Linked DNA regions of Homo sapiens: region 1 is linked to region 2. A link is an interaction called in ENCODE POLR2A ChIA-PET data of the cell type or tissue named here. Cell type or tissue: HepG2. All regions are shown on one strand. Links, peaks and the distances in the headings refer to the core of each region. The heading gives the core; the rest is flanking DNA.

The links. ChIA-PET counts read pairs that join two places held together with the same protein. Peaks named below come from ENCODE experiments on the same cell type or tissue, not always from the same donor. Only the 100,000 strongest peaks of a DNase experiment are listed, where the experiment ranks them.
Region 1: POLR2A ChIA-PET joins it to region 2 with 8 read pairs; 3 of 35 experiments call an interaction of 5 or more read pairs at or near these places.

Annotation. Positions count from the first base shown.
Region 1 is chr13:24,069,799-24,085,211 of GRCh38, forward strand. It overlaps a transcript of SPATA13 not described here. Among named protein-coding and RNA genes, the nearest start is that of SPATA13, 83 kb to the right of the region's middle. In HepG2, for the core only: no CTCF peak of the experiment used is centred there; a DNase peak (open chromatin) is centred at 6,523; H3K4me3 peaks cover 1,339 bases; H3K27me3 peaks cover 183 bases.
Region 2 is chr13:24,210,527-24,225,939 of GRCh38, forward strand. It overlaps SPATA13 (spermatogenesis associated 13), which reads left to right. Exons shown (of 13, transcript NM_001166271.3): 2 at 12,293-14,056. The coding sequence starts at 12,404. Among named protein-coding and RNA genes, the nearest start is that of SPATA13-AS1, 36 kb to the right of the region's middle. RefSeq lists enhancers at 7,020-7,299, 10,565-10,859, 12,733-13,589, 13,294-13,403, 13,604-13,673 and 1 more. In HepG2, for the core only: no CTCF peak of the experiment used is centred there; DNase peaks (open chromatin) are centred at 7,255 and 7,605.

The sequences.
Region 1 (15,413 bases), core at 4,090-8,089, 140 kb before region 2:
CTATCATTTGTACATAATCTAAGACCAAATGGCACTGACCGTTGTGACAGTGAGAAAGTTGGGAAATGGCAGGATTGAGGGCTTGACCCCAAAAGGTGACCAACACTGCAAATCTCAGAGGCCAAAGGAAGGTCCCCAATGTGAGTTCACTCTGGGAGGGCATTCCTATCTGAGATGTGGGAGTGCGGTAGAGGGGTCTCTGGCAAGTAACTCATTGGATAGAGGTAAGGCTAGGCAGCATGGACATTTGAGGAACATCTTCTCAGCTCCAAGAACATAGTTTAGCTTGGACGGTGTTTCACATACTGACTGCTTGCTTGGAGTACAGAGTTCAGGAGCAGGGGCAGATTGTGGACTAAAACGGTTCCAGTGTCAGAGTAGAGCAGTTAGACTTCATCTTGCAGGTGACAGAAAACCCATCCAAATTGGTTTGCACGGTAAACATGATGGGTCTGCTTGGGCAACAGAAATGTCCGAGGAAATTAGCCCTGATGCGTGGCTGACCAGGGCTGCAGCATTTCTCTGGGATTCTCCTTGCCTCCTCTGCCGCCCCCCTACCATATGCTCACTTCCCTCAGGGTAGGGATGGCCCCCCAATTGAAAGGAAGAGAGAGAGGAGATATCTCTTTCCAGAAGTCCATGTACTTGGCGTCTCTGGTGTGTTTTGGTCGTGGTTTGGGTTGTGTCTACTCTGAGCCAATAGAACTTTACTGATTGATTAGCTTCGGCCTTACTTTGGGACTATGTGTTTATTGTGATGATTAAATTTATGTGTCAACTTGACTGGGCCACAGGGTGCTGATATTTGGTTGAACATTATTCTGTGTGTTTCTGTCAGAATGATTTTGGATGAGATTAACATTTAAATCAGTAGACTGAGTGAAGTCAACTTTCCTCCCTAATTTGGGTGGGTCTCTTCCAATCAGTTAAAGGCCTCAATAGAACGGAAGGCTGACCCTCCCCCAAGTAATGAAGAATTCCCCCTCCCTGACTGTCTTCAAACTGGCACGTCTGGTTTTTTTCTGCCTTCCGACTCAAACCAAAATAGCAGCTCTTCCTGGATCTCAGAACTGCCGGCCTTCAGACTGGAACTATGTCCTCAGCTCTCCCAGGTTTCCAGGCTGCCAACTCGTGCTGCAGATCTTAGGACGTGCTGACCTCCACAATTGTAGGCGTCAGGTCCTTCCCTTTATGTATATGTCTACGTCTGTGTTAATGTCTATATCTGTGTATATATTCTGTTGGTTTTGTTTCCCTGGAGAACCATGATGAATGCACTCATGGTTCAGGGAGGACTTTAGTATGACCAGAGGAACTAGGGATGCGTAGAAAACTAGTGCTTAAGCCCAGTCATAAACTGCTTGAATGATGAGATATGATTCCTTTGTAGAGGAGACAGCTGCATCTCAGTGGAGTCACCTGAGCCCTAGGACTCATAGTAGACACATTGGAATGGAGGGCAGCAAGACCAAAGGGTGGGAAGCCAGACATTGTCTGAAGTGATCCAGAAGCTAGTTGGAGCTTAGCCTGCTATGCTGAACTTCAGGAAACTGTGTTTAAGTGGAATAATAACATCACCACCACCACCATTATTGGTGCAAGGCATTAGAGTGAACCTTTATCTGCATTGTTGTCTTTAACTCTCATAACAACTCTGTGAAGTGGGTCTGATTGTAATTTACAGATGAGAAGGCCAAGGCTTAGAAATAAAGTACCTCACCCTGTATCCTCAATCGCTTCTGTCTGGTGGAACTAGGGAAAACCAGCACGCAGAGATGTGACCTCTGGTCTGACTCAGCCCTCTGTAGTATGGAGCTTGTTCCTTTGGTGTCTGACCGTACATACAAACAGGCACACCCTGCATTGAATCACATCAGATTTAATGTTCCTTGCTGGCATTGTTGTTGATAAACATTTTTCATTGTATTCTAAGTAAGGGCATTTAGTGAGGAGGAGGCTCTTGGCATTGTCACTCACTTTGCTGTTTTTCTGGATGCCTGGAAGCTCTGTTTTTATGTTAAGCAAAGTTTTAACTTTGTAAGACTTTAAGGAATTTTTGAGCAAGATGATTCTCCCCGTGTGCACTTTAAAACAGCTGACTCGAGTGCTCTAACAGCTAGAGCTCTTAAGAATTTGTGGCTGGTTATGGCAAGGTATTGGTGGTGGTGTTGGCATAAAGATGTAACATGTGCTTGCTGTATTAATAATTCAATCCATATGCCGTCTTCTCATTTTTGTAGAAGATAAAAGAAGTGCACATGTCCAATCAAGAATATTAAGGAAGAGTGAATTGGAGAAAGTACAAAATTGAACACACAAGTACATGAGAGAAAAGCTGTTCTCTCTCAAAGGCTAAATGTGTTCTTAGAATGTAAAATGGCTTGTAACTAACCCTAGACATACAGAACAAACAATGTAGAATCAATGCTGAAAATTAATTTTTAAAAGCCCTCAAGTCATTGCCAAAACTGTTGTCTCTCTTTAAGTACCGTACAGCAGAAGAGAAACTGTCTTTAAAATCTTTCTACCTGGATAAACTCAATGGACTTTGCAGAAAGATAAATGGGAAATCAAGCATTTGTATGAACTGGGAATATAGATGATTAATGTTCGCATTGAGCCTGAGGCAGGTGGATCTTCACAGTATGTGCTCGTGGCAGGGCTGGACATGGGCCATCCTGTTCTATCAGGGCTTCTGATGCACCTACTTCACTTTAGAGATGAGCCTCCTGACACGGTTGTTTAGACTCACTGCCTCTCCAGCCCCTCCTGCTCACACACAGCTCAGTCCCCAGAATCCTGGCTTCCATTCCCATGATTTCATTGAATCTGCCTTCTGGATTTCATTGAATCTGCCTTCTGGGCCATCACCAGTGACCTGCTTGCCAAACCAGAGATGATTTTCCTCTTCAATCTCATCACTTCTGTGCACCTACGATGCCCTTGGAGCCTCTCCTCCCTCGGCATCGCTTTTTCCTGGTTCCTCTGAGTTGCAATGGCTCCTCCTCAGTGTCTACTGTTGGCTCCTTTTTTTTTTTTTTTTTTACATCCCCTTAAGTGTAGTCTAAGTTGAATCCTTGGTCATCTCATCCAAAACTAAACCTAATGCACAGATGACTCCAGCCCATATGTGAAAACCAGGTAAACTCGCAAACTCTATATGTGGGGTTCCTTTAGCATTTTAAGCTGAACCTGTCCAACATTGATCCCGTAGATCTTGTCTCTATGAATTTATAGATTTTCATAGGGATCACCGATATTTTGATAATGTCCAGTTTTTTTAATCCAAGGCAATGGTGAGTTATTTGACCATTTTCTGGATAACGTCATGATCATTAGGTTGAAGTGTAGAAGATTGTATGTTGGTGTTGGAAGGCCAAGTGGGGGACTGTAGTGGACATTTGTCAAGGTTTCAGCTGCTCTGTACTGTTCACCTTGCAATTTAAAAAAAATTTCTAGGTTTGTGAATCCCACTACCCCAAGATAGAACTGAGAAAACTCACCATGCCAGCCTCTTCATCAACTAGGGCCCAGGCAAGTGGCTTATGCGCCATCAGTCAGACTCACCTGCATGTAATTTTGTTACTTGTTTTCTATTTGATACAATATAAATATCTGTCTATACCTATCTGTCATATGTTAGAAATTTGAAGGAGGAAGTTCCACATGGAATTCATTTTTGCCTGTGACAGTGGCAGCTGAGGCATGCAGTTCTTGGGAGTGGCAGTCTGTCCTCACACACAGGTGACATTGGTGCCGGTGGCCATAGCAGCTACTGCCACATTTGAGTAAGTGGACTTTAGGCCAGTCCTTAAAGCTTTTAGGACTTAGTGAGGTCAATGGCATGGTTTTCTCATCAGGCCTTTACTGCAGCATGATTTTGGGTCTTTCCTGGAAGTTTGGCCTTGAGCCTAGTTCTCAAGCCATCTAATATCTTTTAAATAAACTTCTCTCCTGCTAGTTTCTGTTGCTTGCAACAAGAACCTTGACTAACACCTCAGGGAGATGTGGGAGGGAGAAATAGTCTGAAACACCATGAATATTCAGGAAGGCTGTGAACTGAGCACCTCTGGTGTGCCAGTTACGTAGACCAAGACATAAATGGAAATTCTTGGAGATGTGCAGCCTTGCACACCACAATAAACTTTGCTGCTGTACAGCTGCTACTCCCTGTCTCTACCCTGATTCTTATTTCACATTGTAATTTACACTTAGCACTTCTTAAAAATTTGTGGTAAGATGCACATACATTTTCGATCTTAATTATTTTTAAGCATACAGTTTAGTAATGTTAAGTGCATTCACATTTGTACATCCAATCTTCAGGACATCTTGAAGATCTGAAACTGTCTTCATTAAACCACTATTGTCTATGCCCGTTTCTCCCCAGCCCCTGGCAACCATCCTTCTACTTCCTGTCTCTATGAATTTGCCTACTCTAGGTACCTCATATAAGTGGAATCACACAGTATTTGTCCTTTTGTAACAGGTTTATTTAACTCAAGATTCATCCACGTGGTAGCATGTGCTAGGATTTCCTTCCTTTTTTAAGGCTGAATAATATTCTGTTGTATGAATAGACCACATTTTTTTTTTACCATTCATCCATTGATGGACACTTGGGTTGCTTCCACCTTTTGGCTATTGTGAATAGTATGGCTATGAACCTGGGTGTATATGCTTAGCACATTTAATTGTACTCATGATGACTGTCCCTTATGCAGCACTTACTATGTATCAGGCACTGCTCTAACACACATTAACTCCTTAAATCTTGCACCAATCCTGTGAGTTAGGAGTTATTATTATCTAAATTTTACCAATGAGGAGTAAAGTGATTAAAAAAAAAACCCTTGTAGGAATTAGGGAACTTGCTCAAATAACTGAATCCTGGTGGCCATTGAAAGAAAAACTTCAGACAATTGGATTTAGCAGAGTTTAATTGAGCAGAGGAAGATTCTTGAATTGGGCAGCACAACCTCCTGTTAGCCAGCCAGAATAGGTTTGGAGCAACTCCATGCTGCCACGTGGTCAGAGAGGATTTCTAGACAGAAAAAGGAAGGAGACATACAGGAAAGGGAAGTAAGGCACAGACACAGCTAGGCTGGGTGCAGTTTGGCATTTGCCTTATTTGAACAGTTGGCTGCCTGTGATTGGCGAAACTCTGTGATTGATGCAAAGTAAGTTACAGTCTGTTTACACCTGCAGTTTGGTTATGTTTTCCTCTGTATGGAAAAACCCTTAGGCCAAGGTTAGAATATGTGAGGAGGCACCTTTAGGCCATACTTAACTGAACATGGTAGACCCAGGTCCTGTGCCCCAGTCCTGCTCTGCTAGAGGCCTTTCTTGACCACCCAGTTACTCTTCATCACAGCACTATTTTAAATCTGTATGTAGCTACTATTACTCTCTAACATTTTAGTATTAATTTAGTTTTTCTTCATAGTTAATCTCCCACTAAAATATCAGTTCTATGAAAGCACAGACCTCATGCTTATTTTACATAATTATATCTCCAGAGCCTGGATCTCGGTTTGGCAAATAGTAGTCACTCAGTAAATATTTGTTGGCTGAAATAATGAATAAGCCTGGGCAACAGAAAGTCTTGTAATAATAAAAGTAAAAATAAAACAAATGTTAATAAAGGGGAAAAATCTTTTCATTAAGCCAAGGGTTTAAATAAACTCAAGACTTAATTAGAATTGCTAAAATGTCCTATTTTTTTCAAATGACCCCATGACATTTTGATACCAGCTAGCTGGGTTTGCTGATGAGATTAGTCATAATGCTGGCACTGTTTCTACTTCACAGAACTGGAAAAGTTATGACAACGTTGCTTATCCCGCTTTTTAAAAGTTAAGTATTTAGTTCAAAGAAACATGACTGTTGTCTGTAATTTCAGCTGGAGGTAAAATGAGTGACAGTTTTTCACCTTGACCTCCAATTCTGGAGTGCAAAAAAAGTGGACGGGAAGCACTGTTCTTTCTGCCGCTGGTCTTGCAGCAGCCTGTGGGTGGAAAGGAGAGCTGGGCCTGAAAGCATTTGCCGCCACGCTGTCTCCCTTTATTGATGTCTCTCTCCTGGGAGAAGAGAGATTTCTATAGAAGAAATAATTTCTGCAGAAGAATTAGGACCAAAAATAGTCTAGAATGGGGGAAAAAACTAAATCTAGCAAATCATGCGGTGGAAACACCTTCTGTTTCCATTGATATCTTAAGAATGTGCTGCCCAAACTAAGCTGACCATTTTGTTTTCCTCTCACACGGAAACACGTTTCCCCACTTGTAAAACAGAGAAAAGAGGACTTTGAAATTCATTAAGGTAATAAGCACCACTGATGTGCATTCTTGACTGAGAAGTTCTTAGAAATTCTTGAGGAAAACAACAGAAACAGCAGTGTACATGCTTTTATCATTTAAGAACTGCCACAGGTGCAGTTCTTAAAAGTTGATTATTAACTATGCAGCCTGAACTCCTGGGAAATGAGTGGTTTATCTTTGTGTGCCAGGTTATAGCCCCGTGCCTGGCAGACTCTCCGTCCCTGAGTGACAGACTAAGGGATGATGAAATAAATCAATGGGAAAGCACATCTGCAACTGGGCAAGGACGAGGGGAACAGACAATGAAAACAGCTGTCCCAAAGGATGGCCAAGTGCCTGGATTTGTTTTTGATGTTTTGCTTCTCAATTGTTGTTTTGATATTATTTGTGCCAAAAGTGAAACAAAGCTCCTCGTTAACTGAGAAGAGTGAATATGAACGAAGCAGCAGACCCCGGGACAGGAAACCAGGCCACTGAGGGTCTTGTGGCTCTGGTGACCCGGGGTCTGGGGTGGTGCTGTGGGGGATGCAAAATGCAGAAACGAAGACAATGGGGACACAGGGAGGTGCAAGGACAGGGAAGGAAGGAAGGATCCGCTCACAAGAAGAGAAAACACCTAGAGACAAAAGAGAGTCACTCTTATGTAAAAGGAAGTTACCCCCAGAAAAGCAGGTGGAAGTCAAGCAGAAGGCAGTCCCAGGGGGCGTGTTCCAGCAAGGTCCTCTTACATGCAGGGTGGACAGGAGTCCCCTAGTCCTCTTGGATTCACGGCCAGATGGGCTGACACAGTCATTGCAGCAGATCGGCTCTTCAACCTCGCCTTATTCCTAAGACAGGCTTTCCAGGGGGATACGGCAAAGTCCTTCCCTTTGATTCATATGTTGTTGAGGGGACCCTGGGTTTCTTAACGAGCCAGTTTTCATTATTATTATTTTTGTTAAAATACGATCTCTGGTGGCTTAGAAGAAAATAAAAGAATGTCTGGGAAGGGCACCACACATCACAGTTGAACTTAATAGCAAATAGCTGTTTCTACCATGCAGGCCATGCCTTAGGGTTCCATTCCATAAGTTATCTGGAACATGGAACAAATTTTCCTACGAGAAATAGCCCCAGTCCTGGCGACAGAGCGAGACTCCATGTCAAAAAAAAAAAAAAAAAAAAAAAAGAGCCCAGTCCACAAGAGCTGGTTTAATTCACAGTAGAGGTTAACTATAGTTACAGGAGCCATGTTCTCTGAACCCAAAATTGGGATCCATGAGTTGACAAGTACATGTGATCATACTGGAACGAAAGAACAGATATAGTACACACGGACATAAAGATGGAAATAATAGATGCTCAGGAATCCAAAATGGGGGAAGAAGGGAGTGGGTGAGGGAAGAAAAATTTCCTATCAGGTACAATCACCATTTGGAGAATGGACACTGGAAGCCCAGTCCCCACCAGTACACAAGATACCCCGTAACAAACATGCACAGGGATCTGCTGGATCTAAAATAAAATTTAAAAAAAAAAGACAAAACAGAATATGGAATTTGGATTCATATTGGAAGATTCAGGTCACAGTGTATTATAGAGCGGCACACACTATGCTGTAGGCCCCAGGACCGTGTATAATCCATACTTCTACAGGAAAATGCATGCCCATCTCCAATATTAGGTGCAGGTTACATTCCTCCTCTTGCTGTCCAACCCCATGGCTTGAAACCTCGGGAGGTGGTCCCACTGCTGTTGTGAGAACTGGTCTGCTCTGGGGCCCACAACTCTTTGTTCCCTTGGTTGGTCCCACATCCTTCTCTCTTGCAGGCCCTGTCCCACCCCAGGCTTGATCTCAGCCTTGATCTGAGGACCTTCAAGGCTTGGCCTGCGATTGTCAGCTTCTTGCTCACCCCACACTAACTTTGCAAACCGGTCCCAGCGTCCATGAGTTTTCATGGAGTTTCCCAGTCCCACCACTTGATGCCTGCTCTCCTCCTGCACGTGTGTCAGAGCTCTGCACAGCTGCCTGCCTGCCACCTGCTCGCCCCCACAGCAGTGCCAGCCTAGCTCACCTGCAAATACCAAAGACCTTCAGCCAAGAGACTTGGTGCTGCCCACCCTCATACCAAGCAGGATCAAGAGAGGCAAAACTTTGGAGCCAGACACGCCTCTGTTTGAGTTCTGACCCAACCATTTACTAGTTTTCCTGTGTTTGAAATGGGCATGATAGTAGTTTTGATATTTTTGGTGTTTGCCAAATACCATGGTAAGGGCTTTACAGATGGTAGCTCATTGAAGACTCACAGTAACAGTCTGAAGTATATGCTGTTACTGTCTCATTTACAAATGAGAAAACAGGCCTGGGGCACTTCACTAATTAAGACATACTTTTAGTGACTAGTGGAGCCAAGTTTCTGACATAATGTGACTTTAAGTATGCTCACTTAACCTCTAGAAATAATGTGAGTGAGGGTCCCAGCATGGTGCTGACAGCAGCAGGCCTGGGCAGTTGTTATTTGTTGTTACTCTCAGTCTAGATCTCCATTTCCCAGTAGGTGTGTTTAGGAAGCAGTTGTCGCCCTAGTCCATAAAGTCATACTCTTAAGTGCATAACTCTGCTGTCAATAGCCCATCAGTGTACATTCACCTTCCCATTCCATGCCAAGGCTGTTATCCCAGTTGTGTGATGGGGTTCAGCCCTGGCTTGCTCATTCATTTATTCATTCATCCCCCCATTCAGTCAATGACTAAATAGACATCCTGTATCCTCATTTACCATGCTGGGTACTGTGGACCCAACAGTTTGGGAGATGGGCACAGCTTCTTGGTAATTACCATTCAGTGGAAAAACAGACAACTGTATCATCACCCAATATATGAAATTCCAACTGGGAATTGTTCTAAAGGAAGATGTAGGGCACAGTTCACCGGATTTGGCCTAACCAGAAAATTGGAGAGGGCTTCTTGGAGGAGGTGGTACTGATCTGATAACGGAGGATGAGTAGGAGGCAGTGGCAGAAGGGAAGAGGGGGAGCAGTTCGGGGGAGGGCAGCGGGTGCCTAGGCCCTGAGGCATGTGGGAACACGGGATGTAGATGGCCCACATGGCTGCAGGAGAGACTTTGGGTGTGAAGTAGAACTGGAGATGTAAACAGGATCCAGCCATCCAGGGCCTTGTCCGCTACGGTGCAGTTTTATTGGTAAACCAAGAACACTGGGAAACTGTTGAATGAGGTGAAACAGAGCTGAGGGGGTGACATGATCCACGCTACTCTGAAAAGATCACCCTGGTTTCTTGCTGCAGAATGGATTGCAGAGAAGTCAGAGATGGAGCAGAGCAGAGGACTCCCGGTCTGGGCTTTTCCATTTGAAAGACTCTGGCTGAACTTTCCCTGCTACCTGGTTGCAGATTGCTTTCAGAGTCTTGTCTAGAAGTTTCAGCTGATGATCCCGACCTGAGACTAGGCAGGATGGGCAAATGCTAGTAATACAGGGGGGTCCTGACGGCTTGAGGGAGAGACTTTTCCTGCCAAGTATGGGGTCCAGTTCTTTCCTGGGCTCTACTTTATTTTCTTTCTTTCTTCTTTTTTATCTAAAATCTCCCTTGGCACAGTGCTAGTGTGCAATTATATATCATTAGTTACAGCCTCCTGCCTACATTAGGTCTCTGGACTCATCTTATAGAATTGCAATTTTGTACTTTCTGATTACATCTCCCCATTTCGCCTCTCACCTTTTGGGCCTTACTTGACTCTCCCGTGAGGATGGGGATACTCATACACTGTCTACAGTAAGTCACAAAGTCAACCCGTGTCCCAACCAGCATATCTGAAGATGCTGACTTTCAAGTTAAGGTCTAACAGCATTTCTTGCTTAGGAATTGATTTGTAGTTTTAAACTCCAGTGCCTCAAAATGGAAATGAAACCAAAATTAGAAGGAATTTTATATTAAAATATTCAACATCACCCAGCTGGAGAAGTGAGAAAGTGAACTGTGAATTATGAAGAAATTACTTCTTGGGTCTTTTATCTAAAACAGGCAAATCTAAATCTCAAAGCCTTTTAACCCCAGTGTTCTTCTTTGCCATAAAAGGATTCTTCTCCTTCACATGACCGTATGTCAAAACAGCAGCGCCTAGAATCAAATTCCTGAAACACACCCCAGTAAGGTTTACTGCTGTAAACAAATGGCTCAGGACATCACAGCAAGTGGGAACATTCCCTGCTATGGAATGAATGGGCTGTGAAGAGAATAAGCAGGAACCAACGACTTACTAGAAATGAGAACAAAAGCTTTGGCGGCTTGGGCCCAAGTCACCTTGACACCATCACATGCATCATCACTCAAAATGAATAAAACACTCAAAAGCTACAATCTTGCCACATAAATACAGAATTGGTGGGAAGGGAGGATGGGGATCACTGCGCACACACAGCAGGTGGGAAGTCAAGCCAGTCAGGCTGGACTCTGGGACCCATTAGTGTGGACAGGCCGCACACCACCTAAGAAGGTAACTTCCCCTTAAATTTACAGGTAGATCTGAGATTTCATCGGTGGCCTTGATGTCACAGAGTATCAGTGACACTGTATGACATATTGTACACCTCAGCCTGTAGGTAACAGTGTAGGGCACAGACTCATCTTCTGTGCCCTATGGCATGTGGAACGTCCATCGCACATGTTAATGTTGTGCATTACTGTATGCCTCGTGGGCTGTTCTTTAATCATTTTGTTTCTTGGAGTCTTATCTTCCTCCAAAGAGTTAGGCAACTCTCTTGACATTTGGGAAACCACTTCCAGTGCACCTGTCTTCTGTCCCCTCACCTCCTGGAAACACACGTACCTCCTAATAAGTTCCCAATGCTCCCTTTTGTCATTCCGAGGGTTCTGTCATCCTCTGGTAAGGAAAGGAGGAAAATACCTGCATGAATATCAACAAGTTTTGTTCTATTCATTCATCTAAGCATTTATTTCCTGTCTATTATATGCTTGGTGCTGTGGATGTAAAGATGAGTGAACACATAGTGTTACTGTCAAAGACCTCCATTTTGTCCTTGCTGTTGGCCTAATTGATGCAATAATTTGACTCCTTTCAGGTAGATCTGTCCAAGTCATGCATGAGAGACCACCACTTTTTTGGTTTTTGGAGGGGACAAAAAGTGAAGAGTTGAGTTAATCATACAAAGTTCACCGGTAATCTATATGAGGCCCTTCTCTTATTTTATTTTATTTTATTATCTTTTTTTCCCACTTCTTTATACTCCCCACTGTCATTCACTCTTCTCCTCCCAGCCTAAGCACTTATGTCCTTGGATATGTATGCATCTGTGAAATATAGTGTTGTAGCATGTCTGTAAGTATCATAAACTCACATCAATAGTATGAGGCTGTAGGTCTCATTCTATTTCTTACTAAAAAAAAAAGCTGGCCCAGTGTGATGACTCATGCATGTAATCGCAGCACTTTGGGAGGTCAAGGCAGAAGGATTGCTTGAGCGCAGGAGTTCAAGGCTGTAGTGAGCTATGATTGCACAACTGCACTGCAGCCTGGGTGACAGCACAAGACTCTCTGTCTCTTAAAAAATAAATAAATAAAAAGTAAGCATAAATTTAAAAAAAATTAAAAATTGCACACTATGTTTTAAAGACCACTGGATGTTGCTGGCAGTCCTGGAGCTCATTCCCCTGTCGGCTTCACAGCCATTTTTCACCATTTTTCTCTTCTGTCCCCCTGGGTTAAACCCCAGGTTGCCTTTCACTTTCCACGCCCACAGACAATGCTGGAATAAGTTACCTGGGCCCTGTTCCCTGGTGCTGGTGCTCTCTGGGAGTCTATTCCCAGGAGTGGGATTGATGAGCCATAGGTCATATGCATATCTATTTATTTCACTGAGTGCTGCTGTATTGGTCTCGAATGGCTGCACCATTTGCACTCATGCCAGCAGACTTATACTTCATTTTATCAGGATGGAACCTGGAATCATAGCAAGGATGATGTCCGCTGCCACTTACTGCAATCTACTGTGTGCCAACCTCTATGCTAGTTGCTAGTTGCTTGACATGCAGGATCCAAAATACATCTTTGCAAGGATAGCAATATCTCTTCAACAGGGGAGGACGCTGAGGTTCAGAAAGAGTGAGCTACTCTCTCATAAGCACGTAAGTGTTCTGTGGCAGGGGCAGGCTTGACCTGATGTCAGTCACTGGTGCTGAGCTCGGAGTGATTTGAAAGGCATATATTAACAAATGCACCAGGTTAGCTTTATTAAAACAGCATAACTAGCTGTGATGTCTGTGGCGGGGAGGGTAACACTGATGGAGAATTCACCTTGAGATGATTGAGTTGCTCTTTGGAGAGTTTTGTCCACCACAGTGGGATACACAGGAAGCTGTGGCCTTTTCTATACTCAACTACAGCCAAAATAAAAATAAGATCTTTGGCCGGGCGCGGTGGCTCACGCCTGTAATCCCAGCACTTTGGGAGGCCGAGGCGGGTGGATCATGAGGTCAGGAGATCGAGACCATCCTGGCTAACAAGGTGAAACCCCGTCTCTACTAAAAATACAAAAAATTAGCCGGGCGCGGTGGCGGGCGCCTGTAGTCCCAGCTACTCGGGAGGCTGAGGCAGGAGAATGGCGTGAACCCGGGAAGCGGAGCTTGCAGTGAGCCGAGATTGCGCCACTGCAGTCCGCAGTCCGGCCTGGGCGACAGAGCGAGACTCCGTCTCAAAAAAAAAAAAAAAAAAAAAAAAAAAATAAGATCTTTGCATTATTCCCACTTACATACAATAAGAAAAACTTCTAAATCGTCTCAGTATGGAAGGGCTGTCTTCTTTACTTTGTAATTTTATAAGAGTAGTATTTTTTGTGTAATTTTGCCAAGTGCTTCTGACTATAAATCTAAATGTTTAATGGTTGGAATAGCCCAAGCCTTCTATGCTGGACTAGAAATGATAGCCTACAGTTGAGGGTGAAAATTCATTTGCTTAATAAAAACTTTTCTGGATGCAAAGGTGGACAGGCATTCATTCCAGCCTTGAGGTGCTCACCAGCTGATCAGAACAGCATCAACCAGTAACTTGGGAGCCGAGTAAGTTCTCTATCAGCCAGTGGAGACCCCCTAGGGCAATAGAATAGAAAGGCACCTTTTTGCAAATGCAGTCCTCTTGCAGGCCGTGAGTGACACCAGCTCTTGCCACCTGACAAAGGGCACAGACACCAAACCCTGCCCCGCCCACAGGAGTCCATTTCAACTCTACCCCATGGGCAGGTAAGGAAACTGGGCTCTGCAAGTCACAAACAAGTCAGCAGAGTCAAGGAGGGCAGGCCTGACCTTGGCCACAGGTGCTGCAGATCAGACCACATTAACCAGGAACTTGAGTTGAAGTCCAGGCGGAGCTTGCGGGGAGAATGGCTAGCTCTCTGTGGAGTTGAAGGTGGTTGGAGGTTTGTTGGGTTTCCCTAAGTTTCCAAGCCTGTTCTCCTCCATCATTTGCTCAGAGAATAATATTACAGGTGTTGGGAGAGCTGGTTTTGTAACATTAATCAGAGTGGATTAAAAGGTTACTTTCTTCTGATTTGCCCTGAGAGGATTGCTTGGCAAATCAAGGGGAGTCACTTTTCAGACAGAAAGACTGCACTTGCTGGTTTGAAACACACTGCGCTCAGCCACATGGAGATAAGAGCAATTCCCTTTGCTACTTTAGAATGATAAAGCTCTAACTGCTCATTTCCCGGCTGCTCCTTCCCTTGTCACTGGGGGAAAAAACCCCCGTCTGGAGATGCAGGTGCTCTTCTGACATTTTCCTTACAGCAGGGCAGGAATCCAATGAAGCATCTCATGAATTTCTGCAATATGCATGGATTTTAGGTGTGCCGTTTGCAAGAGTCACCACACCATGCCCAGCATTTCTGTTGCCTATTCTGAAAGTGGAAGGTTTTCTGGATTATAGTTTAACAAGCGTTTTTACTCCTTCTTCTCAGAAAGAGAAAGGGGGAGAAAGAGAGAGCCGTGACTAGAATTGTAATGAGCTCCCAAGCCTGATCCTAATTATCTTCCGTAACTTAGCAACAAGCGAGACGAGAGAAGAAAGCAGCTGAACAATTTAAATGCGTTGGGGAGATGTGGGTGGAAAGAGGGGAAAAGGGCCCCAGGTGCAGTCGAAGGAGGCATTCGCTGGTGGGGAAAAGGGTCTCTGTGCTTGCAGTTCTGCTTCTTTTGAGAAAGGAAGGAGGAGCTGAGCCCGCGCATGATGGAGATGCTACTTATGATGCTCCCTTAAGATGGGCAGGATGCCCGGGGAAGAAATCTGGGTTCTTCATGGTGTGTTCTGGACGTGCGAGGTACACAGGACACTTTTTGCACCCTGACTCACTTCAGCCCTCTTAGCACCACCTGGGTTTCCTTTCAAAATGTCAGGGAAACCTGGCTTTCTGGTTTTTCTTAAAAAAAAGCAACACTACACAGTTCTTCAGCTGGAGATGAATTTGTGCTGACTGCTCAGTTCTGTCCTGAGGGTCTCTGGTGGAGGACCACAGAGCTCACTTACCAGGTGTTCAGGGGGCACACCATGGCCATTTGAGTAGTTAGCAGGGCCTGTCTTCAGTGGTTTGGAATGCTGACTTTAAATCAATGAAGTGGCGCAGTGCAGTGGCTCACATCTGTAATCCCAACACTGTGAGAAGCCAAGAGGCAGCAGGATCGCTTGAGCCCAGAAGTTCGAGACCAGCCTGGGCAACATAGCAAGACCCGGTCTCTACAAAAATATATATAACTATGTATATATATTTATAAATTTGAGTATAGATTAGAGGAAACCTGCCTTGACAGCAATTTATAAGAAACATATCTGAGGACTGATGTTGAATTACCAACTAATCATAAGATGCTAGGGGCAATAAACCCCCCTAAGTCAGCCGCCTGTGTGTTCGCAGTCGCCTGGGATTCTGGGTTGGGGAGGCGGTGCCTTCGTGGCGATGTTGATCTGGAGTGTGTAGTGTGGCATGTAGGGCCCTGTTCTGTGCTTTTTCCCTTGTTTTGTTGAGACAGATTCTTGCTCTGTCACCTAGGCTGGAGTGCAGCGGTGCAATCTGGGCTCACTGCAACCTCTGCC
Region 2 (15,413 bases), core at 5,082-9,081:
CATTCTTGGTGCCTTTGTTGAAGTTAAGTTGACCGTGTATGCATGGGTTTATTTCTGGGCTTCATATTCTATTCTGTTGGTCTATGTGTCTGTTTTTATACCAGTAATATGTGGTTTTGATTACCATAAGTTTGTAATATAGTTTGAAATCAGGTAGTGTGATGTCTCCAGCTTTATTCTTTTTTTTCAAGATTGCTTTGTCCGTCTGGAATCTTTTATGGTTCTATATGAATTTTAGGGTTTTTTTTTTTTTTGTATTTCATTGGAATTTCAATAGCCATGGCATTGAATCTGTAGATGACTTTCAGTAGTATGGACATTTTAATGATATTCTCCTAATTCATGTTTATAGGATATCTTTCCATTTATTTGTGTCTTCTTCAGTTTCTTTCATCAATGTTTTATAGGTTTCAGTGTACAGATCTTTCACCTCCTTGATTAAAGTTATTCCTAAGTATTTTATTCTTTTCGATGCTTTTGCAAATTTGATTGTTTTCTTGATTTCTTTTCAGATAGTACATTGTTAGTGTCTAGAAATGCAACTGAAGAAAATAAATTCAACTGATTTTTCCATGTTGATATTTATCCTGCAATTTTACTGAATTTGTTTATTAGTTCTAACAGTTTTATGGTAGTCTTTAGGGTTTTCTGTATATTAGATAACATCATTTTCAAACAGACTATTTAACTTCTTCCTTTCTGATTCGGTTGCCTTTCTTTCTTTCTCTTGCCCATTTGCTCTTTCTAGGACTTCCAGGATTATGTTGAATGGAAGTGGTGAGAGTGGACATCCTTATCTTATTTCTGATGCTAGAGGAAAAGCTTTCAGGTTTGCACTATTGGGTATGATATTAGCTGTGGACTTGTCATATATGGTCTTACTATGTTGAAGAACATTCCTGTATGCCATATTTGTTGAGAGTTTTTATCATGAAAGACTGTTGAATTTTGTCAAAGGCTTTTTCTGTATCTGTTGAGATAGTCCTATGATTTTTAGCCTTGATTTTGTTGAGGATTTTTATTTATTTAGTAAATATTGTGTATTTATTTAGTAAGGTGCATCTCCGTTGGACCCAGCCTGATGGTGGGAATCACCTGTCTCTCCCCTCTCTCCATGTTGTCCAGCTGGTCAGCAGGCCATGTTGACTCTCTCCCCATCACCTCTCCCCAGCCCACGGCCAGGATTATCTCATCCGGTGGCACTGACGATGATGGCCTCTGCTGCCAGAACTTCTGCTGCCGGCTCCCATGACCTTTAGAGTAAACCCCAATCAAAGGCCTAGGCTCCCCCACCCTGTCCCTGCCTGTCGTCCTCCAGCTGGGGTCTCTGTCTTAAGCTCCCTGCACCCCAACATCCGTCCTTTCTCTGGCATTAGAGCATCCGTGTGTCGGCTGAAGGAGGCCACTTCAGGCTTCATAACAACACCAGTGCTCCCCACGTGGCTGGAGCTCTCTGATGGCTGAACCTCATCAGCTGTTCGCCATTCCCCTACTAGTGTGTCTACCCCAGTTCCACTCAGACACGAGGGACCAAGGAAATATTTACTGAATGAATGAATGAATCAAGTCTCATAGGAAGTTCTTTCTTGTTCAGAGATGAAGGAGGCCAGGTGCGGTGGCTCTTGCCTGTAGTCCCAGTACTTTGGGAGGCCAAGGAGGGAGGATTGCTTGAGGCCAGGAGTTCAGGGCTGTGGGGAGCTGTGATTGGGCCACTCCAGCCCGCACCAGGCTGCACTCCAACCTGGGTGACAGAGTGAGACCCTGTTTAAGAAAAAAAAAAAAAAAAAGGTCGAGGGAAACAAACCACAGGTACCTCATTTAAATGGAGGACATCAGTGTTCCTTTCTAAGCTATGTTCACTCAGATGATGACAGTCGTAGGTAGCTTTGCCTGCGTTCCTTGCTTCATGTGGTCCTGAAGTGCTTATGTAACCACCCCAGGGGCAACTGAGGCATTGGTTATTGCCAAACCACCTGACTCTGTTGCATCAGGATACTTGGCCTAAGAAGAACTATTGGGACTTAGAGAGTTGATTCCATATCGTTAAAGTTCTGACATTCTAATCGGAAAAGAAATGAACCAGCAGACTTTGACAGGTTTTGTGGGGAGGAGAGGAGAGGGAAAGGGTGAAGCCAGCATTGATTTTTAAATTAAGTTTAAACACAGTTAAGTGGGTCACACTGAAACACATGCCTGCGCAGTCACTTTGCCAGATATTGAAAAAAAGAAAGGCTGGCTTTGTTTGGTGGATAGGCAGGCTCAGCCTCCTGAATCTTGCTTACTTCATAGGTAAGGGCTCTTGCTGAGCCACTTGTGTTATTGACCCCTGAAGTTGCTGCCGTTGGGAGAAACCACAGTAAACAACAGTCAAACAAAACCAGCTCACCATGTGGTAGATGTACCATGAGGATAGGCATGTGGCCGGTGGTTTAGAGGAGCTGACCTTGGAGCGGGTCTGACCTTAGGTGCAATAGCACATCGCAGCAGAGGAAGTTACAGTGATGACACCTGTGTGCTGCCCTGCTTGGGTCGGCCCGTCTCCACAGCACCAAGGACAGACTCCTGCACGGAGAAGTTGGAGGAGGAAGATGGTCAGGAGGCTGAAGTGACTGCTTGTATTAAGGAACATTGTGGGGGTGAGAGGGTGATGAGAGCAGCTCAGAGATGATGATCATAGGGAGGAGAGTCACAGGATGCCAGAGACACAGTACCCACTTCGGAACACTGCAAAGGGTCTTTTTTTGTTTGTTTTTGTTTTGAGATGGAGTCTGGCTCTGAAACCCAGGCTGGAGTGCAGTGGCATAATCTTGGCTCACTGTAACCTCCACCTCCTGGGTTCAAGCAATTCTTTTGCCTCAGCCTCACGAGTAGCTGGGACTACAGGTGTGGGCCACCATGCCCGGCTAATTTTTATATTTTTAGTAGAGACAGGGTTTCGCCATATTGGCCAGGCTGCTCTCAAACTCCCGACCTCATGATCCATCTGCCTCGGCCTCCCAAAGTGCTGGGATTAGAGATGTGAGCCACCATGCCCGGCCAGGGTCTTTCTTATCCTAGAAAGAGGACAACACCCTTCTCCCTGTCCTTTTTCTCATTCTGCTACCATTCAAGCTTCTAAGTCAAAGATCCAGTTCATCTTTTCATAGAAGTATGACTTCATTTATTTTAGTATATTACTAATGAACAACTTTAATATAGCGATCCTATTAATATTTTTAACATAATTTGTTTACATTATAAATTAAGTGGGAAGGGGAAGATGATACGAGAATCTTATAGGAAAAAATGTGTCTTCAAGTCTGAACAAGTGACTTAAAAATTGATATTTAGAATACTACTTGTTCAACAGTTTACAGAACATTTTACCTTCTGGTATTTATTATCTGAGTCAGGGTTGAAGGAATCTGAAGGCATGTATGATCCATACTCATGGAGAAAAGATACAGCTAATTTTGAAATGAAATAATGGCATTTTATATATGTTTGGTTTCAGAGGCATCCTTTGGGAAAAGCGATCACCTTCTCCAGATCCGCATTCAGGTGATCTTTGCCAATCTCTGACTGAGCCTGGTGGCACATCACTTCTATCTGGCCTTGACCTTTGAGGCAGCAGGATGACTGCAGGGAGTAGGCAGTGCTTCCATCTGTGAATCACAAAGCAGATCAACCCCAAAGCAGCCACCTGCACATGTGGTACATCTTCTGCACCTCCATAGACACTTTTACCTAAGGCCAGATGCATGTACAATAAACTTAAATCCATTGACTTTTCAACAGATTGCTTCACGTCTTTGGATCTGGAAATTTTGACCCAGAATACCATTCCCTATTAGCAATGACCTATAACTATCAACTTTACATGTTACCAAGAAAGGTGTCACGCCATGAGAATAATTAATATTTTGATGAGAATTTTCTCTTTACAATGCATGTGCTTCTCTAAAAGTAAAAGAAACTGCTCTAAAAGAAATTTTAGGATCCCATGGAGAAAGCTGGGTTCAGGGATGTTGTGTGACTAGCACAGGTCACATAACAAAGCAATTCAAAGCAAAGAACCCTGACCCCAAATTCTTAGCCTCAGCTGCTGCCCTTCCTCCCCTTCACCTGTCCCTCAGTCTTGCTGAGAGGGATGCTCCCTGGTGTTGTCCAGTCATCACTGGGTTCCCTGCATCTGTGTTGTCAGCAGCACATCTGTTTCCCTCCTTAGTTGCATGGGGACTCTCACTTCCCATTTGCTTCTGCCTTGTAAAGGGTAACATAACCTTGTCTCATCTTGCATCTCCGCTTTCCTTTTTGAGATTCAACATATTTAAGTATTAGTGATTCTTTAGTTTTCCTAGCAACTAAACTCAGCTGGTTTTGAACTTCTCGCAAAAGTCAGAATATAGTACTTGCTTTCATTTCAGTCCCCACTGAGCATCTGACATATTTAAAACATTATTAAGCTGTGTCAAAGGAGCCATGTCCCTGGGATATTATACCAGAGTATTCCTGAATTCTGTGTGTTGGTTATGTTCGAGCACAGCGTCTCCCTGAGGACGCGCTGGCAATGAGAACCTCCACCTCTAACAAAGTCTCACAGATCGCCTCTGAGAGATGGGGTGTGTGCTCCAGGGACCCCTGTTCAGGAGGAGTAGCTGGTCACCTCTGGCTTGGTTCATTGGTGGCATCATGTCACATGACTGTCGTGCATGTCCTAAATGAGGAGATGTGTGCCAAGAGGCAGGGAGGGCTTGCAAGAAAACAATATGCAAATCTCAGTTCAATTAGAAGACAGTTTAAATTAGAAGCAGAAGGCATTTCAGCAACTGCTTTAATGTGTAAAACTAATTTGAGAGGATGAGACACTTGATTGCACAGCACAGGGAAAGGGCCTCTTCTGGGCCTCTGTCCTCAACAGTGGCAAAATGGTCTGTGGGGACATCCCCTACCTTAAGACCTGATAGGCTGCTGGGTGGAAGCTGAGTTGAAAATTAATCTCATTTCCTCAGAATGCAAAGCTATAAATTGGGGCTCTGCCTGGAAACACATTTTATGCAAAGACAAAAAAATTGAACACTAAAATAAATGCAGCAAAAATAAAATGCAACACACATATATGCTCTTACACACAGTTATTAAGTATGTCTAATTAAGCTGTGGATGTAAAAGCTACATCATTCCCTTTAGGGGTATTCTGTGCTGACTGCACTGTTGGGTGACTTAGCCTGTGAACTCAGTGAACACAGCTCCAGATTTGGGCCAGTCTGCCTCTGCCAAGCAGAGACATTGTTTTTGCTCCAGTGACCATCACAGTGCCTTCAGGATTAGGGCCATCCATCTGGAAAATTTTCATTGCCCTGAATGGTAAATGTGGGGGAGGTGCAGTCTTGTGGTGACATCAGTTTTGGCATGGGTTGCAGGCATGAGGTAGTCCTAACCGGGAACTTCATTGTTACTGCTGCAATCTTGTTTACCACCAGAAAGGTGGTGGACAGGCCATGGCTGTAGGAAGTCAAGACGCAGGGCAGTCTTCAGGGCTGAGGGCTGTGACTGGCAACAGCTCCCCTGGAGCCTTCCAAGGTTGCTGTGAGATTGGAGGAAGAGGAGCTCAGAGGCTGTCACTGTGCAGAGGTTGGGGACGCAGGCAGGGAGGGGCATTATGGAGGATGCCAGCATCTTTCGCACAAGCTCAGACCTACCTGCCCTTTCATCTCTCACTACACCAGCCTGACCTGCAACTTTAGACACAGAAGGAAGATTTTCCTTTGTGGTCTAAGACCTGCCTTTGCAAATCCTTGTTTTCTGCACCCCATCACCCCAGAGGATTGACAAAGCAAATATGAATCCCTATTGGGGAAACACCATTCTCACCCACAGGAATGTGTTTTAGCCCAGTAACCCCCATAAGGCAAGCCAAGACAATCACACGCTTGTATGAAATTGACACCTTTCCAAAAGATACGCTTATTCTAGTTGCATTTGTCCATATACTTTCAATTCACAAACATTGAACTTCAGTGATTGAATACTTAAGTGACGCCAGAGCTACAGATGCTCTTTTGAAGCATCTTACCTACTCCTTACACAGAGAGACCCTGAAGGTACCAGATCAAAGGGTAAGGGGGCTTCTTTCTTTTACTAAGGTATGTATATTGGGGCTAGGAAGAGGAAGGACGGTGTCTGGCATTAGGCCTGGGGAATAACTTCATCTCTGAAATTAGGACCTTGGATGCTTTCTCTTTATGAATGTTGTAAATTATGGCTGGGCATGGTGGCTCATGCCTGTAATCCCAATACTTTGGGAGGCCAAGGTGGGAGGACGATTTGAGGTCAGGAGTTTGAGACCAACCTGGCCAACATAGTGAAACCCTGTCTCTACTAAAAATACAAAAATTAGTGGGGCATAGTGGCATGTGCCTGCAATCTCAGATACTTGGGAGGCTGAGGTGGGAGGATCACTTGAGTGTGGGAGGCGAGGTTGCAGTGTGCTGAAATTGTGCCACTGTGTACTCCAGCCTGGATGACAGAGCAAGACTCTGTCTCAAAACAAAACAAACAAACAAAAACAAAAACAAAAAAAAGGAAATGATAAATTTCAGTGGTTTTAACTGGCCATGGTATGTACCTGTTATCCCAGCTACTTGGAGGATGAGGTGAGAGGATCACTTGAGTCTAAGAATTTGAGGCCACCCCGGGCAACATAGCAAGATTGAGTCTCTTAAAACTTTTTTCCAGTAATTTCAGAAAAACTATTCTGAAACTAATTGGTAGCACATTCATGGTTTTCAGCACTCTCTCTCTTTTTATTACAATTCTTCTTCCTAATAGCATCAGTGGCCACAGTTGCTGCTAGACATCCTACAAAGCACAGGTCTGCTCCCACAACAAAGAACCATCTGGCCCAGATGTTGGGGTATCAGACCTGAGATGTGCAAAGCCAGCAGCCCCTTCAGCCAGTCATTCAACAGACACATGCTGAGAACACAGTGAAATAAGACAAGGCTTCTGCCTATAGAGAACTTTCCATGCTCCTCAGAGAGGTTAGTGGAGAAGGCAGACAAGGAAAGCAGAATGACCGGGCAGTGTGGGAAACATTAGAGAACTGTTTCTAGGTATTTCAAACAGAGAATCTAATACAGGGGTTATTTTTATACAGCTGAGAAACAGAAGACAGTGCAATAGCAGGAAGTTGCTACCAGCCCCTGGGCTGGAGTGGTAAACAAGAGGGCGTGTTGCTTGAGCTGGGAGTTGGTGCTGCCCACAGGACCTCGGACCTGGGAGGGAGGAGCTTCCCAGCAGGGCTGGAGCCACAGAGACACCACAGCTGCTGCACGTGCCCACAAAATACTGTGGCAACTCCCTTCCCCCAACCCTCAAGTCACCTCCCACCACCACTGCCCACTGCCAAACCTGGACAGAAGCCATTTGTCAGGAATCTGGGAATTGTGGTTCCCAAAACAGAGAGATAACAATGGCTGGAGAAAGAGCCTGAGAGCAGACAAAACTCGCAAAGGCATGGTGGTGTGAGGATCATGACAAATAGCTCAGCCCTGCTGGAGGGAAAGGCGTCCTGTATTAGGCACAGGACATTCAACATCTCCTCAAAGTCCACAGGCAGCCAGTGACCCTGGTTCAGTGACACACCCATCTGCAGTGTGGAATGGACTCTGGCAGCAGAGTGAAGGATGGGTGGGCAGTGAGCCAGACCATGGTCATCCAGGTGGAAGGTAATGCAGGCTGGGAATGAGGCACCAGCCACCATGCCGACAAAGGGCTGGTGGGCATGCAGTAGAGTCGCTTAGACCTGGTGTAATCTGTAGGGAAGGAAGAGGGTCTAGCATGACCCCCAGGTTCTGGCCAGGAGGTAGCAGTGCTGGGGTGGACCCTCTGATTTCCACCCTGCTGGGCTGTCACTACAGCAATGGTAGTAAGCTACTCAGCCTCACTGGGCCCTAGCATCCTCACTGGCATGAATAGGGGTCACATGTTCCCTAGGGCAACATTCTGTGCAGCTGTGATTTAAGGGTCTGCACTCACTCCTTCAGCATTTTGGATTTCAATATGTTTTCTTTCAGTGTCACTTTGTTATCATGTAAATCAAGCTTCTCTAACCAGTGGGCCGCAGGCTGCATGTGGCCCAGGGAAGCTTTGAATGTGGCCCAACACAAATTCGTAAACTTTGGTAAAACATTATGAGGGGTTTTTTTTTTTGCGATTTTTTTTTTAATCTCATCAGCAGTTGTGTTAGTGTGTTTTATGTGTGGCCCAAGACAATTCTTTCAATGTGACCCAGGAAAGCCAGAAGGTTAGACACTCCTGATGTACATGATGAGTATATTACAAAAACCTTCCTGCTTTTTTGTACATTTAATCTGTTCTATATTCCTGAATTTCAAATTTAAGTTTTTATTTAAAAATTACTGGTCAGAAGCTTTTTTGTTTGTTTGTTTCATTTTTTTGTTTGTTTGTTTTTGGTGCAAATTCTCATTATCACCAAAAAAAAAAAAAAAAAAGTTTCATTCTAAAGTTCATACACCCTAGAATCCAGCTTGTAGACAGTGGATTTCACAATATTCCTATCTGAAATTCTTTCTTAGTTCTGTTCTCTTCCTATCTCTGGCAGAGTTCCCACAATTTATAAGACTTGCTACAAAACCACTAATTGAATTGCAACCCTTGGTTAGTTAATTGAGGTCAAATTATTAGTTCTAAATAATGCAACTTGGTATGTTACTCAGAAATTCCAGGAAAAGGCTTTTTTTCCATAATTTTCAGTTTCATTCTTAGCAGCACACAACAATCACGTTGTTCAGCTCAGGAACAAAATACTAAGTCACTGGTCGTTTAAAAAGCATATTGTCCCAATTAGAAACCCCAATTTTTTGCATGTGTTTTATGAAATCTGAATCCTAGAAATTAAGTTCTGAGTGTTAGAAAATTTCAACTTCTTCACTCTATAAAAACATAGTGGGTTGTAACAACTTCTTACCTTGGTACGGATTAGACAAGGCAGGATAACTGATACGACTTCACATCGAAGTTAAATCTAAGTGTGCAAAGCACAGCATTCTTACCCTCAGAGAGTGCACAGTCTTGTTTGAAGGCAGCCATATAAAGCTATCATTATAATCCATTTTGGTAAAAACAATTTGATGAGATGCCTGAAGGCCTGTGGAAGCACAGAGTAAGGGATTTCATTCATTGCAGGGGGCTCAGGAAGGAATTCCTGGGGAAGGAGACACCTGCAGTTCGTCTCAAAGAATGATGAGGTATTAGATTAAGGATGTGTAGGCTTTTCTAAACCCACTTTCACCTTAATTTTACTAATTTATCGCACTGAGCTTTCCTTCCAATGATACTGTTCTACTTACTGTAGAGTGATCAGTTACCCCATTTGCAAGGAACTTTGCTGGTTTCAACCCTGAAAGTCCCATATCCTGAGATACCCTTCATTCCTGGGTCAGTCAGACACCTGGTCCCCCAAATGTACTGCCTCCCAGTTGTACTGTGTGTCGTTGACTGTTGCTTTGCTCTTGCCAGTTTCTTATCTAGAATGAGCGATTACCTTATCATTGCCTTGAATTCCTCATGGGACCCGCACAGACGCTTGTACCCAGTAGATGCTCATGAAGTGGGTATATGCATAAATGTTGGTACCTCTTCCTCTGTAGACAGCACTGAAATACAGATCACTGAAATGACTGACTCAAGAGCCATATGACAGCACCAAGGTTAGGCCGATTCCCATGTCTTGGGCCCTTGTTTCCTTCTTGGTTATAAAAGGTCTTATAGTGCCCTCTGGTGGTGTCAGGAAGCTGTCTAATCCCCTGAATTACAAGGCAGAAATCATGCCTTCTCTTCTGTATTCAGTGCGAGTCATAAGAAGACCATTACTACTAATGTCAGTGCCTGTGAACTGGACTTGACCTTTTGATTAAACAATCTCATTCATTTCATGATTCTGAGATGCTGAAACAATGAAATTCCCTATCCCTTCTAGAGCACATGAGGTTGGATAGGTGATATCAAATGTTGAACTTACTTTGCAACTGGTTACAGGCTTCATATCCAGTCTCATCGCAGAGATGATTCAAGCCTCTGCTTATGTGGCTCATCCAAATGTAACCCCCAGCTCCTCTGGCCCCCTAATTCCTCCATTAGAACATTAAACTGCAGAGGGCGTGTGGTAGCCCATCAGTCTTCTGATGAATGGAATTGGCTGATGGTCTAAGTCATCGTAGCCTCCCTTGTCCCGGGTGGAATCAACTCTTTGACCCTTTACCTATGGCTGTCTGTGGGAATCCCTTCTCACTGGAAATGATGTAGGGGCAAATAAAAATAGAACCCATCAAGAACATGGGGCGTAGGAGCAGAAGAGAGATGTTTCTGTTTGCATGGGGTCAGATTCTGCACTTGATAGGGATACGCTAAATTGGGATCTGATCTCAAGATCTTTAAAAAATGTCCTCCTCTTGTTCCTCTCTTGCCTTTGGCCTCTGTGGCCTTGGAGGTAATGGCATTGACTGATGTCTAAAGATTTTTGGGATTTATTTACAGTCAGGGTCGTGAGGCCCAGGAATTGGAGTCAGATGCCTGGGGTACAGATGCCCATTGTGCTTCTCTGTTCATTAGTTTACTGCAGTGGAGAAGAGTGTGGGCTTTGTGGGGACAGCTGCAGGACTCCCAGGCAAATGACCTAACCTGCCTGAGTATCCATCTGGTTGTCTGAAAAATGCAAGTCATTCTGTGACCTCTTAGGTTTCTGTGTGTACTCAGTGACGTTATGTTTTCCAAGACCTTAGGGCAGAGGCCTGACATATAGTAAGTACTTAAAAGTTGGTAGTCTTTTATGGTTATTATCATAATCTATCATTCATTCATCCAGTAACTATTTATTGAGAACGGGGGGCTGAGACATGTAGGCTATCACTTGAAGGCTAAGCAGGTCTTGGCCTGATGGGAAAGGTTAAGGGGGAGCAGGATTTTCATTTTTCAGGGGAGGGCCATGGACCCAGGTGTGGGGTTGAAGGGTTTGGACACAGATGTGCATGATGGGGAAAGCATGGACAAGATCTGAGGGGAAGGGATGGACACAGGTGTGTGGGGAAGGCATGGACACAGGTGTGTGGGAAAGTATGTATACAGGTGTGTGCAGTAAAGATATGGATACAGGTATTGGGGGAAGGTGTGGAAGTGGATGTGTGGGATGGGCATGGGTGCAGTAGTGTGTGGTTGTCAGGGCACGTGGGAAGAGGAAAAAGATGCCGAATTTGTTTAATTTGAATTCTTACCTCTGAATTTTTTTTTTTTTTTTTTTTGAGACGGAGTCTCACTCACTCTGTCGCCCAGTTTGGAGTGCAGTGGCGCAATCTTGGCTCACTGCAACTTCTGTCTCCCAGGTTCAAGCGATTCTCCTGCTTCAGCCTCCCGAGTAGCTAGGATTATAGGTGCACATCACCACGCCTGGCTAATTTTTGAATTTTTAGTAGAGATGAGGTTTCATGATATTGGCCAGGCTGGTCTCGAACGTCTGACCTCAGGTGATCCACGTGCCTCGGACTCCCAAAGTGTTAGGATTACAGGCGTGAGCCACTGCACCCAACCCTGAATTTCTAATATACTTCAGCAGCATCCTCACTTCTCTCTGCTGTATGGCCAGTTGGAAAAAGACCCCCACCAATGTGTTTCCTTCTCAGAGGCTGCCCTGGCATGTCCTTGCTGAGTCCTTCCCGCCTGTGTCTAGGTGGCCCTGTGAGGCTCTCAGTTAGTGTTTGGGCGTCTCAGCCCTCCTGGACAGGAGGCAGCTGCCAGCATGTGGGGCTCCATCTCTGCTCCTCATGCTTATTCCTGCGTGTGCCAGCACTTGGTTTGAGTATTCGGTATGTTGGATTCAACACAGGCTGCCATTTTAATGTCATGCTTTTGAAATCGTTGTGAGGTTTTCTTTTGGTATTTCCTAATTATTTTTTTTTCCATTTCAAATAAGAAGAAAAGATAGTGTTGAATGATACCTAGATATTTTCATTCCAGCGGTTTTTTTCCTAGTCTCACCTACACAGGTTCCAGTGAGCTCAGGAGTTTACCTTCATGTCCGTGGCACAGCCCATAATTACCCTTCTCTGTCCAGGGATGTATATTTGCATCTTTCCTTCAACTTATGAAGTGAATGGAGGGGAAATGTACAGTTTTAATTGAGTTTGAAGTAGCTTTCATCTGACCAGCCCTGTGCTGGAGCGTGCCTCTTCTTCTGTGAGCAGAGGGGCTACTGCGTGGGAAATGGCTAAACCGCCTGCTTTGTCTTTCACTGCAGCCCGTGGCCACCCAGGAGCCCGATGTGCAAGGCAGGTGTGAGTGCCAGGACGGCATTCCTGGAGATGAAGGCCTGGAGCTGCGGTCTGCGGACTCGGCAGTGCCCGTGGCCATGACCCAGGCTGCCGTGCGGCCCTGGGCACCCTGCCTGGAGAACATGACCACTGCCCCAAACGGCCTCGGGCCAGGCCCCGCAGCCCCCTGTGCAGGCTCGGACCTGAAAGACGCCAAGATGGTGACCTCCCTTGCGTGTGGAAATGGAGTCTGTGGCTGCAGCCCTGGTGGCGACACGGACACCCAGGAAGCCAAACTCAGCCCAGCCAAGCTTGTGCGCCTCTTTTCCACCAGTCGGAAGAGGACGGGTGCCCACCCCGAGCGGCCCCACTCCATGGTCCTGGTGGGGAACTCCTCCACATGGAACACCCTCGCCTCCTTCCGGAAAATGGGATCCTTTAAGAAACTGAAGTCCTCAGTCCTGAAAGGAATTCAGAGCCGAGAGGGGTCAAATGCCTGTTCAAAGGGAGAGGCTTCGGAGCATGGCCTGGGAAAGTCCATCCCAAATGGCGCTGTCCCAGGAGCCCAGGCAAGCAGGGGCTCCCCCTTAGCACCGGGACCAGCATGTGGTGCCCTCAGGCCAGCAGAGTGGGGCACATTGGATGGCTCCGACCTCGAGGACACGGACGATGCCTTCCAGCGGAGCACACACCGCTCCCGCAGCCTCCGCAGAGCCTACGGCCTGGGCCGCATCTGCCTGCTGGATGCGCCCCAGAACCATGCGACACCCACGATAGCCACTGGCCAGGTGCCCGCCGTGTGTGAGATTCTCGTGAGGGACCCTGAAAACAACAGCATGGGCTACAGGAGGAGCAAGAGCACGGACAATCTTGCCTTTCTGAAGAAGAGCTCCTTTAAGCGGAAGTCCACCTCCAATCTTGCAGACCTCAGGACGGCCCATGACGCACGGGTACCACAGAGGACCCTGAGCAGTTCCTCCACTGACTCCCAAAAGCTTGGGTCAGGAAGGACCAAACGCTGGAGGAGCCCGATAAGGGCCAAGGACTTTGACAGAGTCTTCAAACTTGTGAGCAATGTGACTGAGGCTGCCTGGAGGAGGGAGAGTCCTAGGAGTGGGGCCCCATCCCCTGGAGAGGCCAGCCTGAGACTTCAGGCACACAGCCGGCTGCATGACGACTACTCCCGCCGCGTCTCCAGGAGCACTGAGCAGGACAGCAGGCGGGGCGGGGCGGTCATGCATGGGACCACTGCAACCTGCACCGTGGCCCCCGGTTTCGGCTCAGCCACCTCTAAGGGGCCCCACCTAGACGCTGACACTGCCGTATTTCCTCTTGAAACCAAAAGTTCCTGGGCGGTGGAAAGCGACAGTTCCTGCACTTGCAGCTCTTTGCCAAGCCCGATTGTCCAGGATGTGTTGAGCAAAGACTCCTGTGACCCAAACGCTGGCAGCCAGTTGACATTTGACCCTGAGCAGCCTCCCACCCCTCTAAGGCCCACCACACCCAAGCCCCAGAGCCCTCAGAGCCCCCAGAGCCCCGGGGCAGGAAGTGCCAGCTGTCACAGCAATCACAGTGCCCTGTCCGCGAATTCAGAGGAAAGTGAAGGAAGGGCAGAAGAGCCTGCTCAGAGAGAGCCAGGGCCTGTGTCCTTGCAGGATCCCCTGGAAGCCACACATGGTGATGAGGGCAGCAAGGACCTTCTGGTGAACATTGGTGTGGCAGCCGGCCCAGAAGAAAAGGAGAAGGAGGAGGTAAGGGCAGCGGCGAGGTCCCTCATGTGGGCGACCCTCCTGCGGGAAGGGAGCTTGCACAGGTGTTGCCCTTGGTCCCTAACCTGTCAAGGTCAGTGGCCCTCTGCTGACCTTGTTGCCCTTACAGTATTAGTGGGAATGGGAGTTGTCAAGTTGCTGTTTACCAAGTTCAGAAGTAATCTCTATCTCCTTTGAAATAAATTGACAATGTACGAGATTCATTGAGATGACATTTGCCACACCTTTCATTCAAAAGATGTTTATTGAACATGTACCAGGTACTAGATTCTGGGGGAAAAAAATAAGTTGTAAACAAACTGTCTTCTGCTCCATGCAGCTCTGACTCATATCTTTCTTCTTTGTATTTTAAGCTGTTTCTGTAACCTTTCCCACAAAGTACATATAAGTGAAATTCTTTCTGTTAAGAGACTATTACCTGTCCTAATGTCACAGCACCTGTGGGTGTCACTTGACCAGCTGGAAACCTCTGTGGGCTGGCAGTGCCTCTGCTTGAGTTTTGCTCGTGCCCACTAGCCTCGTTCCACCCATTCTGCCCAGCAGGCTGCATTCGGCTTGCACTGCCAGCCCAGATCCCATGCCTGCCAAGGGCAAACCAGGAATGGAGCAGCGAGGGGTGTGTGAGTGAGTGAGCATGGAGTCCAGCCTCTGCACACAGCCAGGCATGTCAGCTGTTGCAGCAGGGCAGGCAGCTCCAGGTGCCGGCACAGGTGCTGGCTCCATGCAAGGCTGTGGCTGGACCAGATGCACTGTAGCTGGCTTCCGCTGCAGGCACCAGCGTGTGGACGAGGGGAACGTGGTGACGAGTGAAAGCTCAGAGATACCAGGAATCACAGAGCCCCAAAGAGGGTGTTACGGCCTGTCACAGCCTGGTTCTCATCTGGGCTCCCAGAAGGGCCACAGCTCTCTTCTTCTCATCACCTGCATTACAGCAAGCAGGGGGGCTTGTTTCTGGGAGTATGTTTCACCCCATTTGTGTTATATCTCCTTCAGTCCCACTGCCCCACTCCAGCATGCAGCTCTTGGGCTGGTCTAGCCCCACCACTGCTTCCTGTTGCATGTTGCAGCTGCCTGGTGCTGGTGGAAATTGGGAGGGTTATAGTGTTACAACTTTAGTTGAGGGAATCCCAAGGTTTGGGCCCCCAGAAGGGTTGCCACTCTTCACGCCTGCAGTCCAGGGGCATGTCACTGTCTGTAGCTCGGTGAGCTGGCCAGGAATTTGTTGCAGCCCCTTTAACTCCCACCTGCAGCTGGGCGAGCCATCCGGGAAAGTGTTACAGCTCCTTTCGCTCCCACCATTGGGCAGGTTCCACATCCAGGAAAAATGAAGTTACGTGGA